Linked DNA regions of Homo sapiens: regions 2, 3, 4, 5 and 6 are each linked to region 1. The links are chromatin loops, found by intact Hi-C in ENCODE. Cell type or tissue: psoas muscle. All regions are shown on one strand.

Region 1 (4,000 bases):
ATGAACACGTTCCAACATTCCAAAAGCTTCCAAGACACGCAGGAACTACCAAGAGGATTGATTTCTTTGGAAGTGAGTGCAGTGGTTTATGAGGTGTGCTTGCAAATATTTGGAATGCTCCCTTTGGTCACCCCCACCTCCCCACCGTGGCATCTGTGGTGACATGGAGGTGACTCGGAGGCAGTGTAACTTCGGGACCTTTCTTTCTCCAGCCCTTCCACACCTCTGCACCTTCAGGACCATTGCTGTGGGGAGCCACGGGTGGCAGAGAGCTCTCAGATGATCCTCCCGACAGTCACAGAAGCTCTTTCACCAGGCAACAAGGACGGATGAGGGCACAGACACCACAGGCATTGTGCAACGCATTTCTAGAAACTGCTTTGGAAAGCAGGCAGCATTTTCCCAAAGGAACAATGGAAGTAATGGATGGTATAAAGTGATTGGGGATCTCCTGTCATACCGAGGATGTGGCAGCAAATAAGTCATGGCTAAAACCAAAGAGATGTCATGGACAGAAAAATATAACAACTATAAATTTCTGTAATCACAGAAGAATGTCATTATCTGCCAACACACAGAATTTTAGGGCTCAATTAGCCCTCCCTGTTCATTTTAGAGGATGGATGGGGAAGGGCATTCACCCTGAGTCACAAAGCTGGGACTGCAGGGCATCAGCCCGCACTTGGGTCACCTTCCACAGCTCATGGTACCCAGCTCCCCAGTGAAGGGTGGGGCGCAGCAGATCTGGGGGCTCTTGTGTCACTCCCCTGTACACCCCACCTGTGCACAGAGACATCGTTCCTGAGGACTGCAAATCCCAACTTCTCTGAAATCAATACCCTGCTATAACACATGAGAGACGTTCAATGGATATTTTTCTTGATTTGATATGGATAGTTTTTGAGGTGAAGGGAGTTGGGGGATTATTTGAATAATCCTTGTCACTTCAAACTGAACCAGGGTAAAGAGGAACTAGTGGCTCTAGTCACGTGGGGTTTGTAGTCATGTGGACAGCAGCATTTTCAAATAGAATACATGATGTGGGCCTGACGGCCAGTCCTGCATCCGCCGCTACTTGGGAGAGTCACATGGACTCCCGCTCAGGCCTCCGTTTCCCAGCCATACATGGGGTTGGACAGGGAGCGAGAAGAGGTGAAACCATCTCTTGAGCTCTAAACCTGTGGTCTCTTACTTTGTTTGGGAGTCTTGGAAGGCAGAGTTCTCCTTTATTTCCATGCATATTCAGAGGGCCCATGGGGCAGGGGCTGAGAGCTCACTGTGTGTGTCTTGCTGCCTGGGGATGATTCAGACACCATTGCCCTGTGCCTCTTCAGATGCCAGTCAGTGTCGCCTGCCTGGGCAGCCCAAAATGGCAGGGAGAATGATGCACACTCTAGTTGGAAGGTTAATTTTTCCTTTTCTATTTTTTGAGACAGGATCTCACTCTGTTGCCCAGGCTGGAGTGCCATGGTGCAGTCACAGCTCACTGCAGCCTTGACTTCCTCAGTGCAAGCAATCCTCCCCACTCAGCCTCCCAAGTAGCTGGGATTACAGGTGCGCACCACCACGCTGGAAGTTTAATTCTGTATTTTGTGATCATCAGTTTCATGGGTCAACTTGGCTAAGTTCTCGTATCCACTTATTTAATCAAACACTAATTCAGGAGTTGCCTTGAAGGTATTTTGTAGCTGCAGTTAACATCTGCAATCAATTGGTTTTAAGTCAGGAAGGCTACCCTCAAAAATGTGGGTGGGTCTCATCTCGTCAATGGAAGACCTTATGAACAAAACAGGTTTCCCAGAGAAAGAAGAAATTCTGCCTCAAGGTGGCAGCAACAGCTCCTGCCTGAGTTTCCAGCCTGCATTCTGGATGGCCTGCCCTATGGATTTGAACTTGCCAGCCCTGATAATCTAGTAAACCAATGCCTTTAAACAAACCTCCCTGTCCCTGTTTCTCTGTCTGTCTCTCTCTCGCCACATGTCTTAAGGGTTCTGTCCTGTGTTTCTCCACTGCAACCCTGGATCACAGAGTGTTCTCAAACTGATGAGCATTCAATATCCACTTGTAATTTAAGGCACATCCTGTTTATTTCTTTTCTTTTCTTTCTTTTTTTTCTTTGTGTAGCATTTGGCATCGTTTAGGCGGAGAGAGATATAGGAAGGGCAAATGTTTTTTCTTTTCTTGTTGCCATGAATCAGAAGAAACTTTGCTCAAGGAGGAAGTGATTGTAGAGAAAAAGAAACATTGCAGGGCATGCTGGCCCTTGAAGGTTGCCGGGGTGGAAAGGATGGAGTGACTGGGTGAGGCTTTGGGAAGAAACTTTGCTCTTGAATGTCAGGTGGCTAAGATCTGTGAGAAACCAGGACTTTCTTGGAACACTGTTGGGCTCTTTGACTAATGGTTTTGAGGGACAACATGGCTTTGCTTCTAGGAATTTTGCAAAAGACTCTCCCCCACAGCTGGGTCTTACAGGTCCCCTATCCACCTGCTTTGCTGTTGAGAGAGGGCTGAGGTGAGGCCGGAGCCCAGGTCCCCTGCACTCTCCCTGAGATGACTGCCTGGCTTCCCCTCACATCGGGTCCTCCCTGGAGACACTCCTGTGGGATGCCTCCTTTCCCGTCCAAATTAGGGTTACCTGAGAGGACATGCCACCATGGCTACTCCCCAGAATAGCGCTGACTCCTCTGGGTTTTACAGATATGGAAATGGCACTGTCACTGGACTTGAAACGTGAAACATGCCCCCAGTCAGTCTGGTGGTGTCGCTCAGGACACCAAAGCTGGTGGCAGCCTTCCCAGAGGGCAGGGTTCCAGCTGGCTGCTGCCTCAGTCCTGTTCCAACAAGCTGTTTCCTTGCTTTTTTCCTTTCTTTTTCTTTTTTTTTCTTTGAGACGGAGTCTCGCTCTGTCACCCAGGCTGGAGTGCAGTGGCGCGATCTCGGCTCACTGCCAGCCCCGCCTCCCAGGTTCATGCCATTCTTCTGCCTCAGCCTCCCAAGTAGCTGGGACTACAGGCACCCGCCACCACGCCCGGCTATTTTGTATTTTTAGTAGAGACGGGGTTTCACCGTGTTAGCCAGGATGGTCTCGATCTCCTGACCTCATGATCCACCCGCCTCGGCCTCCCAAAGTGCTGAGATTACAGGCGTGAGCCACTGTGACCAGCCTCTTTTCTTTTTCTTTTTTTTGAGATGGAATCTTGCTCTGTCACCCAGGCTGGAGTACAGTGGTGCAATCTCGGCTCACTGCAACCTTTGCCTCCCAGGTTCAAGCAATTCTCCTGCCTCAGCCTCCCGAGTAGCTGGGATTACAGGCGCCTGCCACCATGCCCGGCTAATATTTTGTATTTTTAGTAGAGACAGGGTTTCCCCATGCTGGCCAGGCTGATCTTGAACTCCTGACCTCATGATCTGCCTGCCTTGGCCTCCCAAAGTGCTGGGATTACAGGCATGAGCCACCACGCTCAGCCTACTTTTTTAAGACACGATGTTGGTATTAGGGGACAAGACATATATTAGTCTATAGATAAATCATAATGCCAGACTTTTACTGAATAATTTTTTTTAAACATGGCTTGGTTTGCAGTGTATGCAGAACATGGTAAACACAAGCATGCTATCACGGGGCCTGAGTATAATTTTAAAATATAGTGAAGTGTGGCCAACAATTCGTTGAAGATTCATTTCACTCAGCAATGAGGGGAGCAGCAGGATGGTGGAGCTGGTTTAATGGGCATTTGATTTATGCAGTCCGTCAGAAAAGAGACGCTGGGATATCTTGGCCACGGACATGCAAAATTGGGCCATCGCCTACCGAGAGTAAGAGTGTGGCCTCTGGGGTCATCTTTTCTCCTGGACAAATGTATTTGCACTTTATCAAGTTAACAGCTGTCATCACAGAGTGTGGGCTCTGATCAAGTCAAAAGCATTCCTTGAGCACAAAAGACACCCTTGGCAGGTGTGCCGAACAACATTCAGCATTTTCCAGCTTGGAGTCATTCTC
Region 2 (4,000 bases), 120 kb after region 1:
ATGAAACCGTATTCCAAAAAACACTGAGTGACTAATGCCCCATGTTAATGTCGAGTCTCAATCACCCTTAAGTAGAGTGTTTCCTCTAAGAACATCACTTGGAATTTCTGAAGACCCTGCTGATCCCAGGACCCCACTGTGCCCATGTCCCCACTATATACCCAGGCCACTGTCTATTGTCAGATCCATGGATATTTCCTAAATATTAACAAAAAGATACTTGTGAAGCCACTTGGCAGGTCAAAAGCAAATGTGAAGGGTTTTGTCTTCTCCCCATTAGAGGGTACGTTCCCTGTGGCAGGCACTTGATGTGTATCTGATCCCCCAATGATGCCTAGGAAGTTCCTGCATGACGGGAGGCACTCGATTCCCGTGCTGTATTAATTTGTCAGCCACGGCTCTGGAGGGTCTGCTCACACCACCCTCCGCAGCTGCGTCTCATCGAGGGTGGAGGGAATCATCCCTACATTTTCTTTTTCAGGGTTTACACTCCCTCGTAGTCTACATAAGCAGTCCAGGGAGGAAGGCTGGCTTTAGGATGGCATCTCTACAGAAGTCGGGCTTTGAAGGCGCTGAGTCAGGGTTGACCTAGGACAGGGAGTGTGAGCCAGGTGGGGTGGGGAGGTTGGGGGGATTAATTATCACCACTTCTGAAGCTCTGGGCTGTGGTTACTGGTGGGTGAGGCTGTGTCTGCCAGATGGGTGGGGAGGGAGGAGGTGGACCATGGCCAGCGTCAGGCAGCTTTTCCAACCCGGGCTGCCCATTAGAATCATGAGGAGCTCTTTGGACCAGCCTCTGTCAGGGCCTGATCCTAGACCACAAAGTCTGAGTCTTTGAGGGGACAGCCCTGGTACTGAAATAATCTGCACACTCCTCAGGGCATCTAATGTGCTGCCAGGGTTGGGAACCACTGGCAGAGAAGAAAGGACTAACACTTGTGGCCAGCCGTCCTCTCCCCTCCCGACTACATCAACACATCTAGGGCAGCAACAACCTCTGATTCTAGGAGCTCCAAAGTGGGGCTCAAAATCCCTGCCACAAGTGTCTGTTTTGTTTCCTGAACTATAAAAGCCATTTCTGCTGGTGTCTTATCTGCCTCTGACATGGTACTAGTGAGGCTGCCTTCCTTCTAAACCTGGGTGTGGACGAGTCTCTTCCTGACGATGAGAAGGGAGACACTGACCAGGTTGTGGGTGTCAGGCCTTCATTCAGACTTCAGCTTAGTGTCCACATGGGCACATTCCACTAAGAAACAGCCATGAACCTACACTGTCCTTACAGAGAAAACCCAATCTCCCCCATCGCTTAAGGGAAATCAGAAAAGTATACAAAAATACACTACAACCCTCTTCCTGCAAGTTCAGATTCTCAAAGTCTCATGGTGAAGTAAAAGTAGCTTCTACCAGGAGCTGCCCCATGCACCCCGGGCTGAGCTGCTGGAGCTCTCCAAGCGGGTGTGGGGCTATTTTTAGGATGCAGTCCTGCCTGTGTCCTCCTGCCTGCCCTACTTGATAGAAGAACAAGTAGCTATTTTTTCCTCTGAACAGTCCAGTGTATCGATACCTCAAGCTGCACAGTCATCGGTGGTGGCAATAATCTCCGTGCCCTGTACACAGTGCAGGACACAACACAGTGACTCATAAGCACGCTACCAAAAATCCACGTCTCCCTGGACGAATCAGATGGCGTTACCCACCCCTGCCAGTCACTATTTTTGCTCTAGGTTGTTCTAGCTTCCCTCCGGGTGTGCAGCCATCTCTCTGCTCAAAGCTGCGGGCAACATTCTCCATCCAGTGCCTCCCTCCGTGTGGCTTCATCTACTGCTTTTCAAACTAGCACAGCAGTTGCAGAAACAAGATGAGCAACTGGTTAAGAAATGCCTGTTTGGTTGTGTTATGGGCTGAATTGTTTCTCCTCCCTTCACCAAGGTACATGGTGAACCCCTAACCCACAGCACCTCAGAGGGTGACCTTATTTGGAGACAGGGTTTTTAAGAGGTAATTAAGTTAAAGTCAGGTCAGGAGGATGGGCCCTAATCCAATCTGACTGTGTTCTTACACGAAGAGGAGATTAGGACACAGACACACACAGAAGGAAGGTCATGTGAGGACACAGGGAGGACACAGCATCTACAAGCCAAGCAGGCAGGACTCAGGAGAAATGAGCCCTGCTGACACCTTGATCTTGGACTTCCAGGTCCTCTGTTATGGCAGCCCCAGCAACCTAATACAGGGCCTTTAAACATTTTGTGTGTTGTATGGCTGGGTGAGGTGGCTCACACCTGTAATCCCAATACTCTGGGAGGCCGAGGTGGGAGGACTGCTTGAGCCCAGGAATTTGAGACCAGCTGGGCAACATAGTGAGACCCCTATCTCTACAAAAAATAAACAAAATTAGCTGGGCAAAGTGGTGTGCACCTGTAGTCCCAACTACTTGGGAGGCTGAGATGGGAGGATTGCTTGAGCCCAGGAATTAAAGATTACAGTGAACAATGATCATGCCACTGCACTCCAGCCTGGGTGATAGAGGGGACCCTGTCTCAAAAAAAATCTCTGTGTTATAGCCGGTTAGAAGCCCACAGATTTTAGGAGCCCAACAGGCTGTTCATCTTTGTCACTCTTTCTGATGAGACTGCTGGTTTTACAGTCATAAGTAAAGTGCTATTTCTAGGCCTAGTATTTTGGAAGATGGGCTTTATGTATGTCTCTGTGTGTGTGTGTGTGTGTGTGTGCACATGTGTGTGCACTTGTGCTTCCCAGTGACACCATGGTGTGGCCCCCTCTCAGACCTAAGGTGGATTTTAGTGACATCACTGCATATCATTTCACAAAGCTGAGCTGCAGAGCCCTTTACTGTTTCCTTACACTTAGACAAGTTTCCTTTATTAAAAAACATCCAGAAACTGTCAGGCAAACAGAACTTGTCCTGAAATTGCTTTCCAATTTTAAATTCAAACAGTTAAGACTCAAGGATGCTTTAGTCCTGATGTTCTGTGAATCTTTTGCGGATGGCTGGCTGAGCAGCTCTTCTCTGTGGATAGAAAGGATTATCACAATGGTCACAGTTAATAAACGACTGCCTGGAAACAGCAAGGTGCTTGGATGGCACCTGGCCCGACTGCCATTTCCAACAGCTTTTACTCATGCTGATGAAATTTCAGAGCCTTGCCACTCATGAGCTGTTATGAGAGCATGTGGCTGTATAAACTCCACCTGACTCTGTGAAACTACAGTTTCCTCACCTGTACAACGACCATCAAAAGAGCAGAACCAGGGAGATTCAAACATCCTCAAACATCCTATGTTCTCTGCTGGCCCAGAGTTTGGCACAAGCAAGTAGGAAATGCTTCCTGCTGCTGCTGCTGCTGCAGTTATTATTACCAACACTGTGTGCATGCCGAATTGTATGGTTGGCTCTGAGGGGCCAGGAGAGGAGTGAGGAATTGTCACTCAATTGCCATTTGGTTCCCTGCCCCTGGCGATGCCTAATTAACTAAAAAGGGGACACTCAGGAGGTGAGCCACAGTGAAAGCAGGGCTCTGAGTCAGTGCACCATCAAGCAGCTTTTGGGGACCCTGCTGCTGCACACACAACTGACAGAACAAGGTCCCTGGCCAGTCACGCCATCGTCCCACGCTCCAAGCCTGGAGTGGAAGCCAGTAAACTCTGGCACTCTTCATGGCCAGCATTCCCCAATGCTGATGCTACTTTGTCTAGGTTTACAGAGTCCGAAAATGCAGTTTTTGTAGGTTAAGCTACCTACTAGGTGCAAGCACTGTGCTGGGATTACAGGCTACTTTCATTTCAAAACCAACATCTTCCAGCTTTTGAAAGGCAAAAATCTTACACTGGAGCTGTGGGTTGTATTCTTTTGGTTCAGTAACTAATAAAGGATGCAAATAATTATCTAAAAGTATACTTTTAACATTTTCACCAGTTCATTCTAAAAGTACAGAGTTTTAAAATCCAATTATAAAAAACTAAGAGTTACCTAAAAATG
Region 3 (4,000 bases), 690 kb after region 1:
AAGGTCTCATTTCCATTTCTTATGATCAGTTGGAAATGGAAAAAATAAAATATAATATCCCTAAATTTCAAGAGAGAAAGAGAGAGGGACTGACTTCCTGAATCACTAATTGGCTTTCTAGCAGATATGCACCATTTCTGTGTATATGGTGAAACAGATAATTTCATGTGGGGTATTATCTTCTCCCATGATATAGCAGTCACCTTCTGTCACCTTCTGCCCATATATTTCAGCTCCACCCACTCTTTCATCTGTGGGTTGCTATGCATCAACTCAGGAACATCTATAAGCCTGTAAGGTCAGAGGAAGAGATTGCCACAGAAATAAAAGGAATCCTGCACACAGAGAGCACATGCAGGATCAGGCTAAGCCCAGACATGACACACATTGAGCAGTTTCTTGTCACAGTTTGTGTTCTGTCATGTGAGGAGCCTTCAGTCCTTTGTTCAGCATCCACAGGGAAATGCACTCTGACAATTTCCCCAGTTAGGTAGGCTGTGACTATGGCCTGCCTGCAAGGAAGGTCTTGGATGAATTCGATCTTGGGGAGTTTTACCATTGTGATTTGGAGAGTTGCTCCAAATCAAATACCTTAAGCCAAAACCCACCCAAGGCGATTAATTGTAACCAACATCTCACAGGAGACACAGCATTGTGCTGCCTATGTATTCTGAGACTTCAGGCCTTGGAATATTCCCCAGGATAATCGAGAAGTTGGACTTATTTCCTCATGAGTTTTTGACAAATTACCAATCTGGCTCCTATACCGTTTATATGTCTTTCCCATCCCTCTCTGGAGAGATAAGGAATCTGGCTGGTAAGAAACAGATGACTGCTGAGGCTCATAATGAGAAAGCTAATAAAGAAGGAATTTTCAGCAGGATAAGTGGCTTCTTGAATAAAGGATTCCTTTATTACCTCATGAATCACAGTTAAAAGCCAATGTCATGGGGCTGAGGAATTATCTGCAGTTCAGAAAAATGAGGAAGAAACAGAAAAAAGAAACCTAGGAAACTTCTCAGGATGTTGACTCGGTGCAGTCTGTCAGAAATGAACCAAAATAATTTTAAAAAATGACCACTTTATCTTAGGGACTGAGAAACCTAATGACTTCTACGTGTCACTGACATTGGTGCTCAACCCAGTTTCTGGTGCCTAAGTTTGGTGGTTGTAGTATAGTTATTTGTAAGAATAGAGACAGAACGATGCTTGAGTTATTTACAATTCATCGTTATGATCCAGTTACTAGGGACATAAGGACAGAGAAAAGAAAAACTCAAAAGCAAAAATCAAGCAATGCAGGGACCTGGGTAAGGGGTGGGGGATTATTGATGGAAACCGGGTGGGTGGAGGACGCCCCACCAAAGCTTCCATCCAGACCCCTCAGTTTTCTGGAGTTTTCCATTCCCTGCATGAAGCATCCAGGGGGAGAGAACTGCTCACTCTTTAAGAAGCGCGCCGCTTTGGGAGTCCACCGGGCCCACAGGACCCGTCCTCGAGGGCAGGTGAGAGCTCTCAGGGCTGCAGGTGGAACTGTAGCCCCACTCGAGCATTCCGGTGAAATCGAAGTGGTCGGTGGGAAGCCAGCGTCGCCGCTCAGCTCAGTGATTGGTTCTCAAACGGGGAGGTCCCGGGACGGCAGGGGTAAAGGGAGCGACTCCCCTTCCCCACCGCCCCCGCCACCACCACCACCCCTTCCCACCCCTGGCACAGCGCTGATGGGCAGGAGCTGAAGCTGGCAGGTGTCACCGCCAGGTGCCTGGGCGGGGCCGCGCGCTCCCTCTGCTGGCGGAGGCGGGAGCGGGCACACGGGCTGCGGGGACCCGGCCGGATGCCTGGGTCTGTGCGCCAGCAAAGCGAGGCTGGTGTTGCAGGAAATGCTGCTGCGTGCTCCTCCACGTTCGTGTTGGGACCGGCTCGTGATGCTTCAGAGACAGCCTCTGCAAGCCCTGTGGATGTTGACGCATTGAGGGGACAATGAAAATTGGGAAGAATAGAAAGGAACCTGCCATCCCCCAGGCCTTGCTGTGTGGATGAAACGCAGCTCGTGTCTCCAGGGAAAACCTGAGCAGTGAGAAAGCAAGTCCATCAGATAATCTCAAAACCAGAAATGTCACCCATGTGACTCGAGACCCACGTAAATGAAGGCCATGTACCCCCCACCCTCCTCTCTGCCGTAGGAACGCCCCCTGGACCACGCCCTGCAGAGGGTGTGGGAGAGAGGGGCGTCCCAAGTGGCATCTCCTGGGGAAATGTCTCCAAGGCTCCGCAGGTGCGGACACCACCCCTTCCCTCGGCCTCGTGGCCGCCTGGCCCAGTTCACGTGTCCACGGCAGGCTGCAGTCCGTGGCGTGGGCCCGGCTCTCCCGTCTCGACCGTAGGTCTGCGGGCCAAGGCCTGTGACTTCTGGTCCCTGCAGCCCAAGCAATGTTCAGTGATTTCAGAATAAATAAATATAGGAACAAATTAGGGAGGGCAATGAGAGGGTTAGAAGAGTCTTGAAATGGAGCCCCAAGTCCTGGAGCAGATTACTGTGGAAAAGGGAGGGAGGGCAGGAAAGGAGGGAGAGAGGGAGGGAGGGGTGGGGGAAAATAAGCGGGGAGGCAGAGAGAGAGAGAGAGAGATTGTTTCATTCAGACAGCACCCTTGAACTCTGTTTTAAAACCTGACCTTTCAGGACATGAGAATCCTCCACCTTAGCCAGCTCCGATTAGTGAGTAAGGAGGAAACAGAACCCCCTAAAAATCACATGAACACGGAGGCACGGCCCAGATGACCCACGATTGCCACAGCCCTGGGGCCACCCTGGGAGCCAGCGATGCTGGGGCTACCGGGTGAGAGCAGTGCGGGAGCCCCCTTATACCATAAGGGCCTCCATGCTCCAATTCCTCTTTCTAAGGAGGTTCTCAGGAGGCAGCTGGGCCACTGCAGCTGCTGCTGGCATCTGGGTTTGGGTGCTCTGGTTGTGGTGGCCCAGAAGGCTGATGGAGTGGATGCTAAGGGACAGTTGCACAAAGGGCTGAGGGCCCTGGGCCATCCCACCGGCACCCTGGGCATCCCCAGAATCCCCTCCAGGGTCCCCCAAGACCTTGCAATCATGGACCACCAAGGCCCTGGTCACTGTCTTAGATACTGTTGCTTCTGCACCAATGGAAGGAAAAACCCACACACCGCCACCCCCCTTCCACCCTTACCCTCATCTCAGCCCCATGACACCCTCATTCCAGTAACTCCTTCCATTCAGCAAAACCCATTCCCCAGCTCTCTGGACACAGGGTGAGCACAGCCCTGCTACAGAAAGTCCCCTCTTGCTGTTTTACATAAGACCCCTGCCCTGGGCTAAAGGCCAACTTGGGCCTCTCCAGCTGCTCCAGGGCTGGAGGCTCCTCTCCTCTGAGGCAGGTGATTCCTTGGATATCTTATCTCTCTCCCCAGATGGTGGAAACCTGGGAGACAGGATCAATAACTAATTCTTTCTCCCTCAAATAGTGCTTAATACTTAAATATCATAGAACATGATGATTTTTTCAATGAATAAGTAATTAGTACAAAGGCCAGCTTTGATCACTTTACTTGAGGGATCCAGGGTTTATTTTTCCTCTCACAGGATATTAAAATCAAAAACTTATTTGGAGAATAGGGGTCTAGATTGGAATGACTGGGGGAAGTGAGGTGAGGGAAGAAAGATGGAGAGAGAGAGAGACTGGTACAGACACCTGCACATTTGGGGATAAACAGCCAGTGCTCCGTGGGAGATGGGAGAGGGACCTGGATCTTGGGATCTTGCCCACCACACCCCAGCTTGTCTAGAAAGTGCCTCAGGAGTTCCAGACAAGCACAGAGGTCCCAGCAGACACCTGAAAAAGGTTTAGAAAACCACTTTTGTTCAACATCCCAAATCTTTGCGCCACCTTGCAACTTACCAAGGATGCAGCAGGGTCAGAAGCTCCCCATCATTTCTGCTCCCGGAGCGCAGGTGCAAGAGCATCCATCCCTGCAG
Region 4 (4,000 bases), 290 kb after region 1:
GTAAAACTAGAATTATTATTCAACCCAGCAATTCCATTACTCAGTATATACCCCAAGAAAAATAAATTGTTCCATCAAAAAGACACCTGCACTTGCATGTTTATCATAGCACTATTCACAATAGCAAAGATATGGAATCAACACAGATACCAAACAATGGCGGATTGGATAAAGAAAATGTGGTACATATACACCATGGAATACTACATAGCTATGAAAATAATAAAATCATATCTTTTGCAGCAACATGTATGCAGCTGGGGCCATTATCACAAGCAAACTAGTACAGAAACAGAAAACCAAATATTGCATGTTTTCACTTTTACAGAGGAGCTAAACATTGGGTACACATAGACACAAAGATGAGAACAATAAATACTGGGGATTCCAAAAAGGGGAAATGGGGGGACAGGATTGAAAAACTATCTATTGTGTATTATGTTTGCTACTTGGCTAACAGGATCATTAGAAGCCGAAACCTCAACACCATACAATATACCTATGTAACAAACTTGCATGTGTACCCCATGAATCTAAAAAAGAAAAGTTGGGTTATTTCTCTTTTCATTGTTGAGTTTTAAGTTTCTTTGTATATTTTGAATACAAGTCTTTTAACAGATATGTTTTGCAAATAGTTTCTCCCATTCTGTGGTTTGTATTTTTATTTTCATAAGTATCTTTTACATAGCAGTTTTAAATTTTAATAAATTCCAAGTTATCAGTTCAATTTACTTTCATGGATTATCATTTCATGTTGTATATAAAACCACCTCAAAAAAGCCAGGTCTTATAGTTTTTTCTCTCGTCATTTCTTCCAGAAGTTTTATAGCTTCGTGTTTTACATTTAGGTATATGGTCAATTTTGAGTTAATTTTTTGTGACATGTGTAAGGGCTAGGGTTTTATTTTCATATTGACATCCAAGTTTTCTAGCACAATTGTTAAAAAAAACTGTCTTTTCTATATGGAATTGCCTTTGCTCCTTTATCAAAGATCAGTTAACTATATCTGTGTGGCTCTATTTATGGACTATTTAGTTACATTGACCTATTTATTTATTTTTGCCAACACTAGGTTTTGATTACTGTAGCTTAATAGTAAGTCTTGAAATAGAGCACTGTGAGTCCTTCAGCTTTATTGTTCTTCCTCCTCCTTCTTCTTCTCCTACTCCTTCTTTAGTGTTGTGTGATCTAACTATTTTGCCATTTGATACACACTTTAAAATTAGTTTATTGATGCCTACAAAGTAGTCCAGTAAAGTCTGGATTGTCTTGAATCTGTGGATCAAGTTGGAAAGAACTGACATCTTGACAATATTGTCTTCCTATCCATGAACATGGAATATCTGTCCATTTATTTAGTTTTTGATTTCATCAGCATTTCATAGTTTTCTGCATTCATATCCTATACATATTTTTGTTATAGTTATACCTAATCATTTCATTTTTTGTGCTATTGTAAATGGTATTTGTATTAGGGTTCTCCAGAGAAACAGAAAAACAGAAACATCATCATCTCTGTGTGTGAGTGCGTGTGTGAGACAATGTGTGTGAGTGTGTGTGTGTGTTTGGGGTGGGGAGACAGGAAGATTTAAAGAAATTGGCTCATATAATTGTGAAGCCTTGGCAACTGCAAATATGCAGGTTAGGCAGCAGGCTGGAGACCCAGGGAAGAGTAGAAGTTGGACTCCAAAGGCCATCTGCTGGCAGAATTTTTTCTTGCTTGAGAAAGGCCAGTCTTTGTTCTACTGAATGCTTCATCTGATTGGATGAAGCCCACCCACATTATAGAGGGTAATTGTCTTTACTCGAATTCTATCCGTTTAAATGTTAATCCAAAAAAATACTTTCACAAGAAAGTCTAGAATGTTTGACCAGATATCTGGGCACTGTGGCTCAGTCAAGCTGACACATAAAATTAAGCATCTCAGTATTTTCTTTTCTAATTTCAAATGCTAATTTTTAAATTTCTGGTATAAAAGAAAGCAATTGACTTTTGAGACCTTGTTATACATATTTATTAGTTCCAGAAGTGTTTTTAATTGGACTTTTCTACATAAAAGATTATATCTGTGACTAAAGACAGTTTTACTTCTTTCTTTCTAATCCATATACATTTCTTCCTTTTTCTATTTTTATTGCACCAGGTAAAACTTCTAGCACAATGTTGAATAGGAATGGTGAGAGAGGACATTGTTGCCTTGTTCCTGATTTTGAGGGGGAAGATTCCACTCTGTTTTCTTTAAATATGATATTAGCTTTCAGCTTTTAATAACTTTTTTATCAAGTTGATGATGTCCTCTCTGTTTCTAGTTTGCTAAGAGTTTTATGATAAATGGGTGTTGGATTTTGTTAAATGCCTTTCTCTGTGTTGATTGATTTGATCAAATTATTTCTTTTCTTTAGCTTGTTGATATGGAGGGTTACATTGATTTTTTTTTATTTTTGAGTCTTGAACCAGCCTTGAATGTTTTAAATACATCCCACTTGGTTGGGATGTATAATTCTTTTTGTACTTCGATGGATTTGATTTCCTAATATTTTGTTGAAGTTTTTCATATATATTTATGAGAGATATCAGTCTATAGTTTTCCTTTCATTTCACATCTTTATCTGATTTAGGTATTAAGGTAATCTGGCCTCATACCTGAGTTAGGAAATGTTCCCTCTGCTTTTATTTTTTTGGAAGATATTGTAAAGAATTAGTATTATTTCTTGAAATGTTTGTTAGAATTTACTGGTGAAAACATCTGGTATAGTACTTTCTTTTTAGGAAGGCTATAAGTTATTTATTCAATTTCTTTAATAAACACATGCCTATTCAAGTTGCCTCTCTCTCCTTGTGTGAGTTTTGGTAGTTTGTGTCTCTCAAGAAATTCATTCATTTCATCTAAGTTATCAAATTTGGAAACAGAGTTGTTCATAGTATACCTTTATTATCCTTATGCCAAAGGGATTCATTATTTAATGAATATTCTCTCATTTTTTATATCTGTGATTTATATTCTCTCTCTCACTTTTGGTAATCCTGGCTATAGATTTATCAATTTTGTGATTTTTTTTTTTTTTTTTTTTTTTTTTTTTTTTTTTTAGGGAAGAAGTAAAGTTGTTTTTATTTGCAGACAACCTGATCATTAAGTAGAAAATCCTAAGGAATATATTAAAAAATGCTAAAATTAATTGAACTTATCAGAGGTGTAGGACACAAAGTCATTATAGAAAAGCATTTTTAAAATAGATGAACAGTTTTTTTAATTCATCCTCCTCCTTTACTTCCTCCTCGTCTTCTTCATCTTCCTCTTCCACTTGTTTTTGGGCAACTTTAGCAGGACCTTTTGCACCATCAAACTTTCTAGACTTATAGTCAGCAACATCCTTCTCATACTTCTCCTTCAGCTTTGCTGCCTTGGTGATTGATATGGTTTGGCTCTGTGACCCCAACCCAGTCTCACCTGGAATTGTAATCCCGATAATCCCCACCTGTCAAGGGTGGGACCAGGTGGAGGTAATTGGGTCATGGGGGCGGTTGCTGTTCTTGTGATAGTGAGTTCTCACGAGATCTGATGGTTTTACAGGTGTCTGGCATTTCCCCTTTTGGCACTCACTCCATCTTGCCATCCTGTGAAGAAGGTGCTTGTTTTTCCTTGCCTTCTGCCATGATTGTAAGTTTCCTGAGGCCTCCCCAGCAATGCGGAACTGTGAGTCAATTAAACCTCCTTCCTTTATAAATTACCCCGTCTCAGGTTTTTCTTCGTAGCAGCATGACACTGGACTAATGCAGTGAGGTAAGGCTCCTTTCGCTGTCATTTAAGTTATTCCACATCTCAGCCAGCTTTTTTGCCACATCTCCAATAGAGATGTCAGGCTTTGTGAATTTGATCTTGGGCAGAATTCTGAACAGAACAGGAGGAATCCAGATGGTGGTCTTTTGTGGGCATTAGGATCCTTCTTCTTGCCTCCCTAAAATAACTAACTCTTTGGTTCTTTGATACTTTTGCTGAC
Region 5 (4,000 bases), 370 kb after region 1:
ATAAGGGTTTGTTCTTTTATCTGTTTCCAGCAATAGCCTCCTGACAGGCCACTGTAGACAGCAGGAGAGGCATATGGGGAGAAACTCTGTGAACCTCCTCTGAAGTGCAAATGAAGTACAATCAAACTTTACCTGAATTTAATTTCCTTATTGTTTTGCCAATTTTGAATCACTATATACAAAATGCCCCTTCTCCTGCTGTCAACGAGCTTGGAGTTTACTATGGCCCAAACTCAACCCAAATGGCACAAATGGGTTCTGACACAATGTCAGCTTCTCCTGAAAGTTGTGAGGACTCAAGGATCTCCCTGGAGCTCCTGTTCACCGCAATGAATGCTGCTGGCCTCTCCCCAAGAGCAGGCTATGGACCCACCGTGCGGTCTCCCCTGTCTCTTAGATGTGCTGACCCGGAGCCAGCCTACCTACTAACAGTATATTGGATGCCTCCTTTGGCACAAAGCAAACTGCTTGCAGGATGTACAGAGGGACTCTGTCCACGTTTGCATGTCTCAGGCTCCTAGAATCTTGGGAGGAGCAGAAGCCAATACTGCCCCTTGTGCCTGCTGGGATTGTGATCACATAAGCCATGGTGGGATCTGAGAAGATCTGGTGTTTAAAGAAGCTCAGGTCTGGGCTGTGGAATTTAAGTTGGTAACCTCAATTGCTTACAGTTGAGCCATACATTTACATAAATGTTTTCATGCAAAGGAGATGAAATAGAAGAAAAAACCCTTTCTTTGTCAATATTAATACTGAAGCAAACTCTGCTTTTGTATAAAACAATGAGAACATGGTGAGGGGCTATTGATAGCAACAGTGAAAAATGCACACTTGGCTGGTGACTGTTTAATAAAATCAGGGAGGTTTGTTTGTTAAAAAATATAATTAATAGGAGATGTCTTTGCAATGTCTGTCACAAATTGTAATGGAATGAAAAAACTCTGCAAAACCAGGAGATATTTTTTAAAAACCTGTGATTTTTTTCAAGACCAGAAAACATGAGTCGGATGGAATCTCTCCCTGCATAGAGACCTCAGCAGGTTTTTCTAACGAAAGAAAGCTTTTGCACCCAGAGCCTGGGAGCAGTGTGTTACATGGGCACTCCTGTGAGCTGGACAAGCAGCTCATTAACCCACTCACCATGCCTGCCGGCAAGTAGGTAGGAAGCATCGTTATCTGCTTTTCACAGATGGACAAGGCAGAACCCAGAAACATCACACAGGTGACTCTGCAAGTGGCCCTGGTGCTCTGCTGTCCAAGGTCAAAATGCTTTCTAGATCCTCCGAGCAGGCAAGTAGGTTAAGCAGAAAGAGGGAACTGAGAGATAGCTTGGGGGAAGCCAGAGTCTCGAAGCCCCTGAGAGCTGGGGCCTTGTTGGAACCCACTACAGCCCCAAAATGCCACAGTGGGAACTGCCCCTTGGAAATTAGTGTCTGGTCCTCCTAATTAGATTTATCTCTTAAAATGCAAAACTTTAGAAGTGGAAGTTTGGATGAAATGTAAAGTATGAATGATTTTATTTTACTTTTTAAGTACAAAAACAAAGGCTGCCTGCTTCTTAGTTTTGCAAATGTTACCTCTTAACCTTGATACCAAACAGATGTCCAGGCCCCACAGCCCCCATGTGGTCAGCCTCTTTAGTGCACCTGGGTGTTGGGTCTTGTTTGCTTTCTGCCTGTCATCCCAGTGACCCCAGCACGCCCATGCTTGTGTGCTAATGGCCACCCCAAAGCAGACCTAATGAGGTGCACCAAATGGAGCTGCAGTGTGCTCAGGGGGGAGGTGCACACCTCATTAATCACCCAGGCTGCCTTCTGGGCCTGAATGGTCTGACATGGGGCATTGTGAGGGCGCCTGCATCTGCCAGGCCCACCAGATGCCTAGCACAACCTCCTGGCCCAGGGAAACTATTCCTCTATGTCCATTATTGGCCACAGTGGACTCAGCTCCTAATTAGGGCCAGGTGAAAGGAAAGAGAGAAGGTGCATGCACCCTCTCAGGCTGTGCTGGAATGGGCCTGTCTCACCTCACATAAAGGGCCGGTGGCATGGCCTCTAGGGACAAGCCAGGAGTGAGTGCCAGAGAGGCTGGCTTTGTCAGAAACACTCACAGTGCTGGTGCCTCTGGGCGTCGGGGAGCCAGGCTCTGCATTTGTGGGCTTTTATCTCACAGGCTGGTCCTTGTTGCTGAGAGGGCTGGGATAAGTGGGCTGCCTTGAAGATACCAGGGCCATTGCGTTGTCTGGGAGGTGGAGGTAGGCCCACACCCCTCTGCCTTTCTGCCCCCTTGGACAGTGTTTCTCAGTCCTGCACCCTCTGTCTTTTCACCATCAGATGTCAGAGTCTGGCCCGGCATCATCTCTGCAGTGGCAAGACTGCAGGACTTGGATGGCTCCGTGTGCATGGCTGCAATCATCTCTGTCTCTCTCTTTTGCTCCCTCTAGCTCTACGTTACATGATCTCCCCATGATCCTTTACAAACTGTACCCATTGAAAGACTTGACAAACAAACTTACAGGTCAGACTGCCATTGCCTTTGTCAGTTGGTTTTCTTTTTTTTTACTGAAATGAAAAGTAAGTTGATCTGCTGCCAAATTACCACCACAGGAATTTACTGGGAGCTTGTTTGAGAATGCTGCCTCCTCTCTTTGAGCTGCAGGGTTTCTACCAGCCCGAAGATGCTAAGGAAAGAGACTGGACCTTCTTCTCAGGCCAAGACAGAGGCGGGAGCACCCTTCCTTTGGAAGGAGGTTGGATGTAGTTCACAGAGCGGAAGTCCAACAGATTCTACGTGCCGAAGCCAGCCAGGGTCAGCTGGGTTTTCCCAGTGGCAGTGACAGAGTGCTGTCAGTCTTTACTGGATAAAGGAGTTGCGTCCACAAGATGCAAACAGAAGCTGAGGACTTGCTTGAGCCTCAATGAGGAAATTTGCTACAAAGAAGCTTCCAGAGCATCCATCCAGACAGATGTGTATTCATTCATTCATTCATTCATTCATTCATTAATGCACACTTTTCCATTTAAGAGACACTGTACCCCGTATCCTGGAATACAATCAAGGATGGTTCCTGGGAGCTTTGAGGGCCCTGTAGAGCCATCCCTTGGGGGTCTGTTTCTAATCTCCAGCCTCCAGTGTGGGTCCTCACTGCTATAAGGTCACATGGGGAGGCTGCTCAGGATAAGCCTAGAATGGGCCTGAAGTTGAGCCCCCTCACAGGGCCCCCAGCAAGGCCCTTCTTTGGACTTGAGTCTTCCTTTCGCTTTCCTGCCCTTGAATCTCCCCTTCAGCCATATCCATTTCCATGAGAGCTGATTTTCACCCAGGAGAAGGATGCCTGCTCCTTCAAACAGAAGCAGATACAGTTGGCCACCGAGAGGAGGCCAGAGACGTCTGCCCTGGGAGCCATCCAGAGGAACCTCTACCCTGGCTTCTAAGCTGAGACGAGACCCAGTCCCATCTTTGGCAAGGGAAGGGGATGAGTGCCTCATCTCTGCCATCTTCACACCTGAGGTGATCCTGGCACACAGGCTACTCCCAGAGCTGTGATAATTGGGATAAAGTCTGTATTAGTCTGTTTTCATGCTGCAGTTAAAGACATACCTGAGACTAAAGACAATTTATGAAAGGAAGAGGTTTAATGGACTTACAGTTACACATGGCTGGGAAGGCCTCACAATCATGGTGAAAGGCAAGGTGGAGCAAGTCACATCTTACATGGATGGCAGCAGGCAAAGAGGGAGCTTGTGCAGGGAGACTCCCCCTTATAAAACCATCAGATCTCATGAGACTTATTCACTATCATGAGAACAGCATGAAAAAGACCTGCCCCCGTGATTCAATTACCTCCCACCAGATTCCTCCCATGACACGTGGGAATTGTGGGAGTTACAATTCAAGATGAGATTTGGGTGGGGACACAGCCAAACTATATCAAGGTCCAAGGAAGAGCCCCATGGAAGAGCTTGCCAAAGGGTGAAAGGATTCCTAGGTCCTGTTATTT
Region 6 (4,000 bases), 1.1 Mb after region 1:
AACGCGCAGGGAGTGCAGCACGGCGAGGTCACTGTTAGGCACCTGCCGGCAGGCCTGCGGGGCGGGGTTGCAGAGTCGGAGGCGGGGCTGTGGGTTCGGAGGTGGGGCTGCGGGGGCGGGGCTGCAGAGACTGGGCTGCAGAGATGGCGCTGCGGAGGCTGGGCCTGCGCTGCGGGTTCGCAGCTTCGGGTACCAGGATTGCAGGGGCGGGGCTGCGGGGGCGGAGCTGCGGGGGCGGGGCCGCTGGGCCTCAGGGCCTCAGGCTACGGGCGGGGCCGCCAGGGCGGGGCTACGAAGGCGGTGTCCTCAGCCCTGAGACCTCCATCTGCCCGGGCATCTCTGCGAGGGCAGCCAAAGACCCGCCAGTCAGTGCAGCCCCGGGAGAACAGGGCCTGGGCGACAGGGAGAGGGCATTCCAGTGCCGACCCGTTTCAATGTTTAATTTGCTATATGCATACAATAATACACAGGCAAGAGGAGGCTATTCAAGAATAGTATATATTGCATTACAAGTGAAACTATTAAAATGGATATAGTATAACAATAATTAATACAGAGAAACAATACCTAGGAGGGTCCGTTTATGGCTGTGGAAGGTCTGGTAGTTGAGGGTTTACATTCTCAGCTCCTCGCCTTCCCTTTTGAGTTTTTCAGTTGTGTACTCGTAATTTAGGGTGAGGTTATCTCAGAGCAGCAATTGATGACTGTTAAGGAAAAAGTAATATTCTTAAAGACTATGGGAAAAATTAAAAACAAAACCAGCTAGGGACTGGATTCAGTTCAAGGTGGTGGAAGGCAGTGAACAGCTTACCTTCTCCTCTTTCCAAATTTCCATGGAAATGGATCAAGGGATGGGACGGTGGGGAAAGCCATCTAGAGACCAGAGCTGTGACCCTCTGAAGACAGAAAGCAGCTGAGAAGGCAGAGGCCGCTCAGGCAGGGGGAGGGTGAGCAGACCTCGGGTGCAGAACAGAGCAGGCCGCAATGCTCAGAGAACTTACTGGGCAGTGTCTACCCAACTGCTGGGGGCATCCATGTCACCGGGAGGCACCCCCGGAGTTTCAAACTCAAGGGTTTTGGGTGAAGCTCTAGAATCTCCAGTCCTAAGAAGCCAGGTGTGATTTAGGCTCCCCACTGCCGACAGGCCCCGCGAAAGGTGCAGTTAAGAGAATGGCTGATGAGAGCTGGGCTCCAGGGTGAACGCTGGCACCTTGACACCCTGATGAGACACATCTTGTGTGCTTTGGAAGACAAGGTGGCCTGAGCCAAGGCATTCCAAGGTACTAACGTCCTTCACAAAAACACAAAGTTCTTCATGAAAGCAAGCAAAAGCATTCATTTTCATAGAAAACTGAATTATATCATTTTTATGGCTCTTCACTCACACTTCTGTTTTTGCCTCTGTCATCAGAACCTATTTCGTTGTGCAAAACAAACTGACTACAATACAGTGAGGGCGCTTTAATTCCTCAAAATTCCCCTTGGAGGGGCAAGAAAATGAACTTCTTGTTTCACAATTATGCACTCTGAATTTCCTTGAGAAAGCGTCAGGTAGATGGAAGCAAGCAAGAGAGGAAAGCATTTACAAGTTTATAGATCTGACTTTTTCAACTTTCTCCTAAATTTTTAAAACACCCCTCATTGAAACATTGTTGCATCCTAAGTCTTAATGAGGGCGGTTGATTAGATTTCCAGGTGTGAGCTCTATTCGCACTATAAATTCTTTGTAATATGGTTCTACACAAGATAATGCGTCAGGGATGCTTGAAAAAAGTAATGTTCAATGTGGGCAGGATGACTTAATTGACTAGTTTCTTTGCCTGCCAGTTCATCAGAGGAGAGTGACACAACCTGCCATTCACTTCACTGCCACTACCAATTACTCACCTGGTCACTTGCTTGTCTTTCTCCTTCCTTCCTTCCCTTCCTTCCTTCCTTCCTTCCTTCCTTCCTTCCCTCCCTCCCTCCCTCCCTCCCTCCTTCCTTCCTTCCTTCCTTCCTTCCTTCCTTCCTTCCTTCCCTCCCTCCTTCCTTCTCTTTCCTTTCTCTTTTTTTCTTTCTCTTTTTCTTTCCTCTTTCCTTCCTTTCTTTTTCTCTTTCTCTTTCTTTTCTTCTTTCTCCCTTCCTTCCCTTTCTTCTTGTTGTTTTTTGATCAAAGGACTTAAGTATTTGCTTTTTTCTTTTTTGAAATGTGCTCTTAAACACGAACTTTACATGTTATTCTATCCACACATTTTCCCCATTTACTTATTAATAATGGCCCTAGGAAGTGCAAGGAACACCCCAAACGTGAATGGAAATGCTTCCCTGATAGAAAGGCTCTCAGAGCGCCAAATTCTGCACCCAGACGACCTCTCCAGTTAAGGTTCCCTGTCTCTTCCGGATGGTTTGTTCATGGGTGAGTCTACAGTGCCCTCTAATGGCTACAGTGCAGTTCTTTCCAAGTCCAGGTATGAATTTATTTCTATTTCATGTTCCTTAAATATTGAACTTGCTGAATTACACTGCCACATCCTATTTTAAAAAACAAACAATGTAACAGAGTACTTTCTCTGTGAAAAATGACACTCCGAAGTGTGTAATCATCTTGCTGTCCGTCCACACTCTGTTGACCATTTTCACCCTCTTCACTGCTGCCCTGGCTTCCCACGCAAATACCATCATGTGCAGACGCTCCGAGAATCTCTGCCTTTGCCCAGCGCAGCCTGATTCAGTGTCTCCTGCTTACCTCTGCACTGAAAGGCTTATCAAGCTGCAGGGGAACCAGCTTGAGCCGCCAAGCACCAGTTGAAAGCCTCATCTAACTCCAGGCTGAAAAGTGTTCATTTTTGTGTTTACAGTTTTAGTCTTTTTTTTTGGTTCAAGTAATAAAACGTTAAAATAATGTTCTGTTTCGGTACTAGAAATTAATAACAGCTTAAAACCTTTCCACTCTCTGGGGATAACACAGTACAGTGGGCAACTTCAAGCCTATTATTTGTCGTCATCAGTTCATATGGAGTGGATGCTGCCAAGTAAACTCAAGGAACAAGTATGGCAAGCAAAAGTCAGCACGGGTGCTAATAAACGACAGTGCCCCTCCTCTCCATTAATTAAAAACACATACGACTGCTGAGGTTTAACATGTTTGAACCACCTGACAAATCCACTCACTAAGCACAATTTCCACAAACTCAGTGGACCACGCCCTGCTCTTCTCTCTTCCTTACTTCCCACTCCCTGTGCCACCCATTCCAAGCCCATCAGTATGTGGGAGATGCTCACCAAGGTCACTCACCTCACCTGACCTTGCAGCTTCCAGCCACATCGGTAGCCAAGTGCCTGGACAATACATGACTGACAAGTTTCCTCCCAAAACACCTCCTGCCCCGTCTTTCATCTTCTCCCTCTCCCATGGCACTTCAAATTATAGGAGGGACTGGGGGGAAGTTATTTTTCTCCCTAGGTGAACGCAGAAATACACACACAGAGCTTTAAGTAGTCTCCATATGCTATCAACTTCCAAAGCTCTGTCACATCCCTTCTATATAGTTTTTCCTGTAAAGGTTCCCTGCCACCTCTCCTTGGAGGTCTTATGGTTCCCATGTCCCAAATGGAAAGCTCGAGTCGTGATTCCTACCACCTGTAATTCCTAAACCTGTGTGCATCTATCCCCAACTCCAGGTGCTCAACTCAGTAACCTGGACGTCTTCCCTGATTCTTCCCCGGAACTTCATGAACACAGCATCAATTCTACCCCAATAGATGTGAAGTCCATCTGCCCTTTGTCATCTGCACCCTCACAACCGTCAGCTCCCAGCTCCACCTGTTGCAGTCGCCTCCTAACAGGTCTCTCCACTTCACCTCTTGCCCTTCTCACATCCCTTTTCATCAGAACAGCTCCAGTGAACTATCGCACGTGACACCTCCACTCAATCTCCCTGGAGCCTCAGATGCCACTCAGCATGAAAGTGCTCCCAGCTGTCTTGAGTGACTGGCAGTTATCTAACCTGATCCCATG

What was found. Peaks named below come from ENCODE experiments on the same cell type or tissue, not always from the same donor. Only the 100,000 strongest peaks of a DNase experiment are listed, where the experiment ranks them.
Region 2: it touches region 1 in a loop (2.7-fold over the local background); 13 of 110 quality-filtered maps call a loop at or near these places.
Region 3: a loop joins it to region 1, with 6 times the contacts of the local background. A loop is called at or near these places in 22 of 110 quality-filtered maps.
Region 4: it touches region 1 in a loop (4-fold over the local background); 30 of 110 quality-filtered maps call a loop at or near these places.
Region 5: it touches region 1 in a loop (2.7-fold over the local background); 2 of 110 quality-filtered maps call a loop at or near these places.
Region 6: a loop joins it to region 1, with 7 times the contacts of the local background. A loop is called at or near these places in 67 of 110 quality-filtered maps.

The regions. Positions count from the first base shown.
Region 1 is chr5:6,574,922-6,578,921 of GRCh38, reverse strand. No RefSeq gene overlaps it. Among named protein-coding and RNA genes, the nearest start is that of LINC01018, 5.2 kb to the left of the region's middle. In psoas muscle, a CTCF peak has its summit at 1,830 (motif pointing right); a DNase peak (open chromatin) is centred at 2,801; H3K27ac peaks cover 1,979 bases.
Region 2 is chr5:6,452,442-6,456,441 of GRCh38, reverse strand. The region is part of intron 1 of UBE2QL1 (ubiquitin conjugating enzyme E2 QL1); the gene reads right to left. It overlaps LOC105374639 (a long non-coding RNA gene), which reads right to left. Exons shown (of 2, transcript XR_007058679.1): 1 at 1-4,000. Among named protein-coding and RNA genes, the nearest start is that of UBE2QL1, 5.6 kb to the right of the region's middle. In psoas muscle, no CTCF peak of the experiment used is centred here; DNase peaks (open chromatin) are centred at 703, 1,571, 3,111 and 3,611; H3K4me3 peaks cover 3,499 bases; H3K27ac peaks cover 4,000 bases.
Region 3 is chr5:5,884,870-5,888,869 of GRCh38, reverse strand. No RefSeq gene overlaps it. Among named protein-coding and RNA genes, the nearest start is that of LINC02145, 450 kb to the left of the region's middle. RefSeq lists a silencer at 1,720-1,789. In psoas muscle, CTCF peaks have their summits at 1,575 (motif pointing right) and 1,777 (motif pointing left); a DNase peak (open chromatin) is centred at 1,779; H3K4me3 peaks cover 287 bases.
Region 4 is chr5:6,289,876-6,293,875 of GRCh38, reverse strand. It overlaps the pseudogene HMGB3P3. Among named protein-coding and RNA genes, the nearest start is that of LINC02145, 45 kb to the left of the region's middle. In psoas muscle, a CTCF peak has its summit at 1,686 (motif pointing left); no DNase peak of the experiment used is centred here.
Region 5 is chr5:6,200,455-6,204,454 of GRCh38, reverse strand. No RefSeq gene overlaps it. Among named protein-coding and RNA genes, the nearest start is that of LINC02145, 130 kb to the left of the region's middle. In psoas muscle, a CTCF peak has its summit at 1,654 (motif pointing left); no DNase peak of the experiment used is centred here.
Region 6 is chr5:5,490,961-5,494,960 of GRCh38, reverse strand. No RefSeq gene overlaps it. Among named protein-coding and RNA genes, the nearest start is that of ICE1, 70 kb to the right of the region's middle. RefSeq lists silencers at 9-88, 129-178. In psoas muscle, a CTCF peak has its summit at 2,439 (motif pointing left); a DNase peak (open chromatin) is centred at 220; H3K4me3 peaks cover 726 bases.